Linked DNA regions of Homo sapiens: region 1 is linked to region 2. Evidence: chromatin loops called from intact Hi-C (ENCODE). Cell type or tissue: heart left ventricle. All regions are shown on one strand.

Region 1 (5,000 bases), 1.1 Mb before region 2:
CATAAAGGAGTATAAAATTTTCCCAGAACTATAGGTAGTTCAGTCTTGCTAGGACATAAAGAACAAGAGAGGAGGAGTGGCAGGAAATGAGAATAAACAAGTAGATCACAAAAGGTCTTGTCTGTCATATAAAGGATACTGAATTTTATCCCAGAGACGAACCACTGAAAGAAGAATGTTAAGCTGAGGAGTGACTTGATCAGCACTAGCAAAGACACCAGGAATCCTGAAAGACATCTTAATCCCCACTTATTTTCAGGGCAAAGGAAAAGGTCCCACCCTCTAGGGTTGTCCCCTCTTAAATAACATGAGGCAGTAAAACAGAACTCTGTGCCGGGCACACAATAAATATTCAATAGAGATCAGTTAAACATGAATTTGGATACGGGGCAAGGGGGCAGTCCCTGCTGAGGGCAGGATTTTAGCAGCACCAGCACCTATAGTTTGGTCTTGAGTGTGATAAACAGAAATAGCTTGCTGGGCATAGTGGCTCATGCCTGTAATCCTAGCACTGTGGGAGGCTGAGGCGGGCGGATCGCTTGAGGTCAGGAGTTTGAGACCAGCCTGGCCAACATGGTGAAACTCCATCTCTATCAAAAAAGTACAAAAAAATTTGCCGGGCGTGGTGGCGTGCACCTGTAATCCCAGCTACTCGGGAGGCTGAGGCACGAGAATCGCTTGAACCCGGGAGGCAGAGGTTGCAGTGAGCTGAGATCATGCCATTGCACTCCAGCCTGGGTGACAAGAGTGAGACCTTGTCTCAAATAAAAAAAAAAAAAAAAGAAAAAAGAAAAAAAGAAAAAGAAATAGCCCCTCTGGAGGAGACCAGACAACTGAAAATTCTAGAATCTAACAAGCAACAGGAGGAGGGTGCCATACACTGTTTTGTTGTGCTCCAGTGTACAAAGCCCCCTCAAGGTTGTCTTTCCATAGCTGAGATTTAAATCCCATTAATGAAATATTAGTTTTATCGTACACACTAACCTCTCCGGAATTCTGGGTGACAGGTGCTTATGTGCACACACGGTTAACTGAAGGAAATTCATCAGTGGTTTTACTCCTGTTTTACCCAGCATCTATTCTGCTTAATTCAATTTAGTTGGATGGTGCTGCAGATAAATGCTGTAGAAATAAAATACTCTTCCATTTCTGCCTCCATTTATGGAGTACATCCAAACTGCTTTGCAAAGTCAGAAAGGATGTATTTGATAACATTTTATAGCTGAAGACAATGAGGCTCAGAAAAGCAAAGCAACTTGTGCATGGTCACTCTGAAACTAAGTACAAAGCCACAACTTAAATCCCTGTTTATGGACTCAACTACCTCAAATAAGCAACACTGTTTTCCCAAAAGCCAGTGTGTGAGGCAGAACATAATTGTCAGACTATAAAAATGATGACCGGGCACGGTGGCTCACGCCTGTAATCCCAGCACTTTGGGAGGCCGAGGCAGGCAGATCTCCAGAGGTCGGGAGTTCCAGACCAGCCTGATCAACATGGAAAAACACCGTCTCTACTAAAAATACAAAATCAGCTGGGTGTGGTGGTGCATGCCTGTAATCTCAGCTACTTGGAGGCTGGGGCAGGAAAATCGCTTGAACCTGGGAGGCAGAGGTTGCTGTGAGCCGAGATCGCGCCATTGCACTCCAGCCTGGGCAACGAGCGAAACTCCGTCTCGAAAAAAATAAAACAAAATAAAAAATAAAATAGAGAAGAATATAAAAATGATTCTTTGTAACAGGAAAGAAAAGGGGGGGGGGGTCTTATAAATCTAAAAAAACACTCAAAAGAAAAGTGCAAAGAAGAAATACATAGGGGAAAACACAGGAAAAGGAGAAACCAGAGGCTAATGTCAGCTAGGTCCTGTTCTGCAAGGAGAGATGGCAGAACCTGAGTCTGGGAGAGGGGGTCCTGAGCCGGAATCTAAAAACAGAGCTGAGAAAGGAAGAGAGAGCAAGTGAACACACCTGGCCACCGCACCCTGTGTAGCCTGGCCTGCCCTCCTTACCTGCCATGAAACCAGTCCTGGCACATGTCACACTCGATCATGAAGCGGGTCACATCGTAAGGCAGCCGGCAGAGGCAATACACCGGCACCGAGGCCATCTTCGCTCGGCCCTGGAGCGTTCTGCGGCCGGCCAGGTTCGTCGTGTCAAGAGGGGCGGGAGGCGGCAGCACGCGTCCTCTCTGGACGATAGCTAGGCACAAATAACACTTTTTACAGAGTGAATCAGCCCCCGCCCCCCACCCCCTTGCACCAACCCTCAGTTCTCCAATAGAGTTACCGCCGCCGGGATGCAACACAGCTGGTGCGGCTGTAGGGGGCAACCAGAGAAAGTCCACCCGGCCCTTAGAATTTCTTTCACACGTAAAGAACGGAGCTCAACCTTCCAGGCTTCCCACCGCCCCCACACTCTCCACTCCCCACCCCCCACCTTCTTCGGCCCCGTTGTCAGTGATAACTTCTTTCCGGGTTTCAAGAAAATACCTGAAGCCTTTTCGGGAAGCTTCTTTCATCTCTCACTGAACCCTCCCCTAGCTGACCCCTGTTTCACAGGGCTCCCTCTATTATGACGCAAACCACAGCGTCAAAAATGAGGCTGGGGGTATCTCAAGACAAGACCCTCCTCTCACCACCTGAAATAGGGCCAACCAGAGAGAGATAAGGGATCCCTGAAAGTCTCTTCAGGTTACTCAAAGCCTTCACGAACAAGACAGACAAGACTAGGCGCCCAACTCAAATCACAGTTCTGGGGTCGTGTTCGGAGAGTTTAAATAATCCTTTCCATCACTCTCAATATCATTCCTTCCCCGACCAGTCAGGAGTCTCATCACCCCCAAAACTGAAATAAATATAAATCTCTAAACTGACCAGCTCGTTCTGTACTTTAAAGATGACAGGGTTCTGGCTGCATCCCTGAAACTCAAAAGGATCTATTCAAAACCCCTCAAACTGACTAGAATTTCCTCACACTCCCGAAACTAAGCAAGGATTCTTTTGCATCGCTCGGAAACTGGCAGCGTTTCCTTGCAGCCCCCCCTCAAACTGATGAGAGCTCCCTAGTCTCCCCAAATGTTCAGGTACCTCACAGTATATCCTAAAACTGACAGTAATAGCCTCGCAGCCCCCAAAACTTACAGGAATCTTAACGCTTCCCCAACTGACAGGAACCTCCTCACGCCCCAAACCTGACAAGAACGTCTTCAGTCCAGAATCCTACAGGGACCTCCTCATGCTTTGGGCTGCAAGGACTCCACGCCCGCGGAGCTCAGCCCCAGCGACACGCCGGCAGCCGGGCTAGCTCCGGGACTGCGAAGCGCCTCAGCGGAGGCTCGTCCGGTAGTTCCGGCCCCTACGGCGACGCGCGTCGAATTCTGGGATAGTCCCCGTACCGCCGGGAACCTCGCTCGCCTTCCCCTCGAGCCCCCCGCTGGGTCGCGCGGCGCCAGCCGCTCAACGGTGCTTCAGAGCAGCCTCCTCCACAACATTCCCCTCGGCCCGGCCGTTCGGGCCTACTGGAGACCGCGGCTTGGGCCTAGTCTGGCGGCCGCCCGGCGAACGGGCAAGTGGCGTCGTCGCTGGGCCGGCAGGAGATACTCGCGAGCAAACCAACGGGGAAAGAGATGAACCGGCCGCCACGTCCGAGGCACACGGCCCGAAAAGTCGCTGGGAGAAGCCCAGTGGCGGTGGTAGGCAATTCGGAGTAGTCAATAAAGTTTATTCAAAACAATGAGGAAGTTGAGGCGGAGAGGGGAGGAGAAATACGGGATAAACAGCTACCATGTTGAGAGTGGCGGCGCTACCCAGACAACCAAGGCGACCGCCATCTTATGAGGGCTGGACTCGCGAGGTGAGCGCGGCGGAGGCGGGGAACCGCGAGCCGCCGGCTCCCGGGTGACGTCATCGGGGGGGCGGGGCGCCACCTTGAGAAAGGAGGGCGGTTCTCAGCCACCTTTGGACCCGCTCGTCTCTTTAAGGTGCCCAATCGCCGCTGAAGACCTTGAGCCCAGAGGCGGAGAAGCCGCCATCTTAGGCGAGGCAGACGTTTGGCTCCATTTTGAGTGGGGCCCGAAACTTCCTAGCCTTCCCCCTCCTCCGGGCAAACAGGGAGTTCAGCTACCCCGACTCGCACACTCCTCCTCCCCAGCCTTCTCCTCCTATGAGAGGAGGTGAACTCGGTGACTCCAAACTACAAAATTAATAGGTGGCGGCGGGGGCGGGCTTCAGCCGGGGTAGAGGCGGAGTACTCACCGCGGCTCCTGTTCATTGAGCACCTTCGATAGGCTGGGCTCTTTCCCACGGTCTCTGCGTTGTTGGTTCTTCCCCCTGTGAAGGAAGCTCTGTGATTATCACCAAATGAAGGCAGGGGCTTCGAGAAGCCAAGTGACTTGAGTCCCGGAGCAGGGACGTTGAACCTTGTGCCCTGTGCTACCCGCGTTCTGTCCCCAGGCCCTCAGTGTAGTTCCTCTGTAAAGCTGCTGCCAACTCCACAACTCCCTCTGAACTCTTCTTTGACCCTACTGTTTCACTTCAGTTCAAATACAGTTCAAGGATTTGTTTGCACCTGTCCCACAATTTTCTGACTATAGCCTGAGGGGAGGGGAGAGGAGGGGGGATGAGAGGAAAGGCTGAGTTAGTGGAGCTTTGCTGAGTTAGTGGAGCTTCGTACATATGCTTCAAGATGGCCTAGGTTTTCTCAAACATTCTAGAAAATTCTCTAGGAGTTATCTTACTATTTCATTTTCTTAAAGGGTCCCATTGCTTTAAAAAGGAAATGTGTGCGTGCACACAATTTACTAACCAGTGATGGTGGGGTAGGCCCTGGGGATGCAATGGTGAAAACAGGGCCTCTGGAGTGGGAGGGCATCTGCCAGTGCAGGAAACAAAGTTGCGAGTAAACAATTGGAATAGAAGGCACAGTAAGCACACAAATACCACCTGCAAAATGACCTTTGCAAAATGCAACATGAAGCTACAAAAGAGCCTTACAAGCTGCTTG
Region 2 (5,000 bases):
TTAACTCAGAAAGACTTTATGAGGTTCCTTTAACACTCCACTAGTAATTATATCTCAATTAAAGCTATATTATGCTAATGAATACAAGTTATTAAAGTGAAGCACCTTGAAGTTAAAATTCAAGCTCCTTAGAATGGTGGTTACTAGAGGTTTAGAAGAGAGGAAGGGGGGATGAAAAGAAGTTGGCTAAGGGGTATAAAATACAGTTAGATAGAAGGAATAAGTTATAGAATTCAACAGTACAGTAGGAAAATTACAGTTAACAATAATTTATTGTATATTTCAAAATAGAAGAGAAGATTTATAAGTTCCCAACACAAAGAAAAGATGTATGTTTGAGGTGATGGGTAGCCCAATTACCCTGATTTGGTCATTACACATTATATACAGGTATCAAAATATCACATGTACCCCCAAAATATGTACAACTATTCTATATCAATAAAAAATTAAAAACTTCAAACTCTTTTTCCAGCACCATTAAAGTTTTGCAAAAATCATGAGACTGCCCCAAATTTTTCACTTTTTTTCACTGAGAAAGCAAGACTTGCCTTCCAGCTAATAACATATCACTATGTACTAGAAAATATGTTTTCCATATAAAAAGAAGGGAAGTAAGACTACTATTCCCTGCTCATATGAGGGGACAAAATTACAGGGGCTAATTCCTCCTGATTATGTTTAGCAAAGTTTTTCTGTGCTTCTTTTCCATTTTCTGTGAGATACTATATCATAATTTAAAGCTCCAGCTCAAAAGCCACTGTAATCAAGCAAGAAAACTTTTATGAAGGTTTCTTGGAATAATACATTTCTTTTCATTATGGAGCACAAATTGGATAATTTAGTGTAGGCAATGAATGAAATAGAGGCAATCTGACCATACTTGCTACCTCTGTATCTTGAGAATCCTGAAAGATAGGGTTTCTCTTATTCCTTTTGGGCTGGGTGGAATGATGGTTGCCCTCTTTACTGCCATTTCTTCTTCTTTTCCTGAAAATAAATTGTAAAGAGAGAGTTGTTACATGAAACAACTGATCTTTTGGATGCTTAAATTGTAAAGCCGTGACAACATACATATATGAGAACTTGTCTGAAAAAATGTCACTATCTGCTATCCCAAGATATAAAAGTCATATAAGTACTCCATTACCAGGCATGAAGATAAAAAAATGTAATACAAGAACTCTAAGTAAAGCCAAGCTGTGCATTTCATTTCTAGAAATAATTTTCATAACCTTAAATGATCCTTGAAAATAAAGAATATGAGGAATTTAATAGCTAAGTTTTCAAAATCTACCTAATTAGTTTCATTGTTTTGACTCCATGAAGTTACAATTCCAGGGTAAGTGATTTTTAACTCCTTCAATAAGATCGTAAGACATGTGTGTCTGCCAGTGTCTACTCTTAAGTTCTTATGCCAGTGGTGTAGCGACACTGAAGAGATATTTCTTGTATGCTGAATGTGGTTAGGCACTTACTGTTGCTATACCAGCTAATATTATGACATAGTTACTCCACTAGATTGTCACCATGAGATTGTGGCTGATTACTTCCTTGAAACATTCTTTTCTCAAAATTGTTTTCAATGATTGGTAAGATTACATCTTCAGTTTCAAGTTCCTTGTCAATAAGTAATCAGATTGCAGCGTTTGACATAGTTTTCACAGCACTCTATTATTAACCAGACATTTGCTTAGAGACTTACTTTTGAGTTTTTGGTACTCCTAAGAATGGCTGAGTTTACTCATTTTTATAATTTCATTACTCTTTAATCAATTCTCATCTCTAGGAGACTGAGTACTAGGAGACTCTAGGAGACTGAGTACTGAGTACAAAATGCCAAATAAAAAATCACGTAGAAAACTGCTCCTATATTACACTCCATTATGAAATGATTGATTATATATAAAGAAAAAATGACCGGGTGTAAATATTATTTTATTTCACAATGTTTATTGAGCATCCACTAAGTGCTAGGCACTCCTCCAGGTGCCAGGATAAAAGAGTGAAACAAACACATGCCACAGCTCTGCCTTCATTAGGGAGCATGGTGATGTTTGTCTTTGATCATGGTATTTTGAGTATTTGAGTATTTTGCGCTCAAGTTTTACTGAAACTTTCAACAGCTTACAATACGTTTGCATTGTTTTTAAAACAGAGTAATACTATGAAAATGATTTTTCAAAGTGTGAAGCTGAGTTTAAAAAGCGGAATGTTCATGAAACAATGTTAATCTCATTTTTTAAAATGCAACTTTACGAATGAAAAACATCTAAGGAAATTTATCACAGAATATGATTAATGGTCACGGCTGGGTGATCGGACTGTGGATAAGATTGGTTTCCTTTATTACGCTTTAACAGTCTAACCAAGTTTTCTACCATGAGATTCAGAGACGTTTGTAATGAAAGAATACATTGATAAAGGTCCATAGAACCCCAGTAACACGTGGAGAAAGATGACAAAACCAATCAGAGAAACAGAAATACCAGTTGCTAGGGTACCTAGCAGCCTCACCGAGGAAATGCCAATTTGAAAAACAGAATGCTATTGTCCACTGACTGAGTTTTCGCGAGGGACCACATCCCCACCTCACCCCCGCCTCCAGGGCTTGTAAGGCACTGACAACCAAAGAACCAGCATGTTCTTTCGGAGAAGGCTTCGCGGGATTTTTTTTCAAGCACGAAGGGCGGGGCACGAGGCAAGCAGGGCCGCGCCACCGGCCAACACTGTCACCTGCAGGTCATGAGAGCCGAGCGCCACCAACCCCGGAAGAAAATACATATCCGCTGCGTTTCCGCCCTGAGCCCCGAGATCTTGGCTGAGAAAGCAAAGCGTGATGACCGTGGGGACCAGAGCTCGGACTGGTACCGGCCGGAAAGGCCCCGACGAACTTACCGTACAGGGCAGCCTCCCATAGTCCTGCCCTCGGAACCATAGCAACCGCGCAGGAAGTTCCTGCGCCGCCGGAAAAACGCAGCCCGGAGGGCGGGGCTGGCCAAGGATTGACGGGCTCTGGGCCTGCGCATCGGAGCCCGGGGAGGTCGGCTCCTGTTTCCTCTGGGTCCGCCGCAGGCTCCCTTCCCTGCAGTTGGGAGCTGACGCCTGAGGGACGATCCGCTGAGGGTCAGGCTCTGCTGCGCGACTGCCCGAGCCGCCCCATGTTCGAGACCTGTGCCAATCCCATGGACATTCTCCTCCCACCCAGCCAGCCTCTGAACACGCTTCTCACGTGGCACACGCCCTGTCCTCGCAGCCCTCACACCGCTGATCCTCCTCGGCGACCTCAGCGCCCCCGGGGCTGACCAGGCCGTGGCCGGCGCCTCTCCGTCCTCGGGGGGGTCTCCTTCCCCCCACTTAAGTCTCTTCTGCCCGCGGTCATGCCCTGGGCCTCAGGAAAGACCGCGCCCCTCCACGATGTCCATTTCTTGCATCCCCCATTCTCATAACGGGCAGCACCCGATCGTGTCCTAACAGCTACCTCTTCCAGTGCCCCAGCATCCACAGCCTTTAGCCTCAAGGAGGCCTCCTCTCCACTAACCACAACCGCGTTCCTCACCATTCACCTTCCTTAGCCAGCTTACCCAAAGCTATTAACTCTCTCCTCCCTACTCTCCTGGCAGTCCCCCCGCCGCCAAGTAGACAAACAATGTACACCCTCCACAAGTGTACCTTCTCTGTCTAGTCTACTTACAAGATCCCTCCACAAGCACCAGCACCCAATTTTCTCATGATATTCACTGATATTCCCTTGAGAAAATAGAAGCAATCAGAGAAGAATTCACACCACTTCCCAACAGCAGTAGACCTGCACTTATAATCTTGGCTGCTTCCCTGGAGGAAGAGACAGGATCCTACTTGAGACCAGGCCCTTCACCTGGATCCTATGCCTTCCACCTTCTTAAGGGATCATCCTTTGCAGTTATGCTTTCTCCTGAATTATCATGTTCCTCTATCTGTATTTATTATCTAAAAAGTTGGCAAAGGGAGTGCTAGAGTTTAGGCTGATCCTGGTTCTTGCTGTTAAGTAGGTGATCTCACAGGGGGCTGCATTCCCTGAGGATGGAAGGGAAGATGTGGAAAGTGGCTGATTCAAGAACTAAAGATCATGCCATAAAGGAAGCCTAACCCAGCTAGGGGCTAGGTGACCCTGCAGCCGAGGCTGTGGAGTAGACAGCCCTGGACAGGGGACTTTTAGACTGCCATGTTTGTCGCTGCATTGTGCAATTTTAACAAGAATCCTGCTAAGTCAGTTTAGTTAGAATTTCCCATCATCAATATCTCAGTTAGGTTCCTCATCCCCCAGGTGATGTCTAGTCACCCTGGCCCACCTTCACCAACAATCCTGTTAGTTCAATTTAGCCACAATACCCCCTTACCCGTGGTGTTTCCTCTTAGTAATTTTCCGTCCATTGCTCCCCACCCTGCTCCTTGGCTATAAATTTCCACTTTTCGTTGTTGTATTTGGAGTGGAACCCAGTTTCTCTCCCTTCACTGCAAAACCCCATAGCAGTGGTCCCTACACCTATCTTGATGGTCCTGAATGAAGTCTGCCTTACCGTTCTTTAACAAATGCCATGAATAATTTTTTTTCCTTAACACCCTTCACTTGGATCCCATGCCCTTCCACATTCTCAAGGAACAAGCTTTTGTAATGATCATTCCTTTTACTTGAATCACCATGTTCTCCATGTCTATCGGATCATGCTATCGTCTACAAAGTGGGCAAATAGATGGTTAGAAATGAGGGATTTTGCTTTCAAGAGCTGATCTTGGTTATTGCTGTGTTGTAGGTGAGACCCCAAGGGGCTGCATTCTCTGAGGAAGGTGGAGGGGTTGGAGGGTATGGAAAGTGGCTGATTCAAGAGCCAGGGGTGCTACCATGGGGCAAGCTTAAGCCAGATAAGGACTAGGTTACCTTGCAGCTGAGGCTGTGGAGTGGACAACCCTGGCCAGGGGCTGAAGGGAGGATGAAGCCCAGATTCAGAGGGGTCTGCAGA

The links. Peaks named below come from ENCODE experiments on the same cell type or tissue, not always from the same donor. Only the 100,000 strongest peaks of a DNase experiment are listed, where the experiment ranks them.
Region 1: it touches region 2 in a loop (5-fold over the local background); 13 of 110 quality-filtered maps call a loop at or near these places.

Annotation. Positions count from the first base shown.
Region 1 is chrX:54,040,623-54,045,622 of GRCh38, forward strand. It overlaps PHF8 (PHD finger protein 8), which reads right to left and starts at 3,851. Exons shown (of 22, transcript NM_015107.3): 1 at 3,140-3,851; 2 at 2,009-2,198. The coding sequence starts at 2,106. RefSeq lists enhancers at 3,523-3,772, 3,983-4,442 and a silencer at 3,793-3,962. In heart left ventricle, a CTCF peak has its summit at 2,320; DNase peaks (open chromatin) are centred at 3,379 and 3,899; H3K4me3 peaks cover 2,984 bases; H3K27ac peaks cover 2,147 bases.
Region 2 is chrX:55,158,239-55,163,238 of GRCh38, forward strand. It overlaps VCF2 (VCP nuclear cofactor family member 2), which reads right to left and starts at 2,947. Exons shown (of 3, transcript NM_001166701.4): 1 at 2,899-2,947; 2 at 891-990. The coding sequence starts at 2,918. RefSeq lists enhancers at 2,610-2,909, 2,735-3,235, 3,236-3,736. In heart left ventricle, a CTCF peak has its summit at 2,754 (motif pointing left); DNase peaks (open chromatin) are centred at 2,723 and 2,983; H3K4me3 peaks cover 1,853 bases; H3K27ac peaks cover 1,630 bases.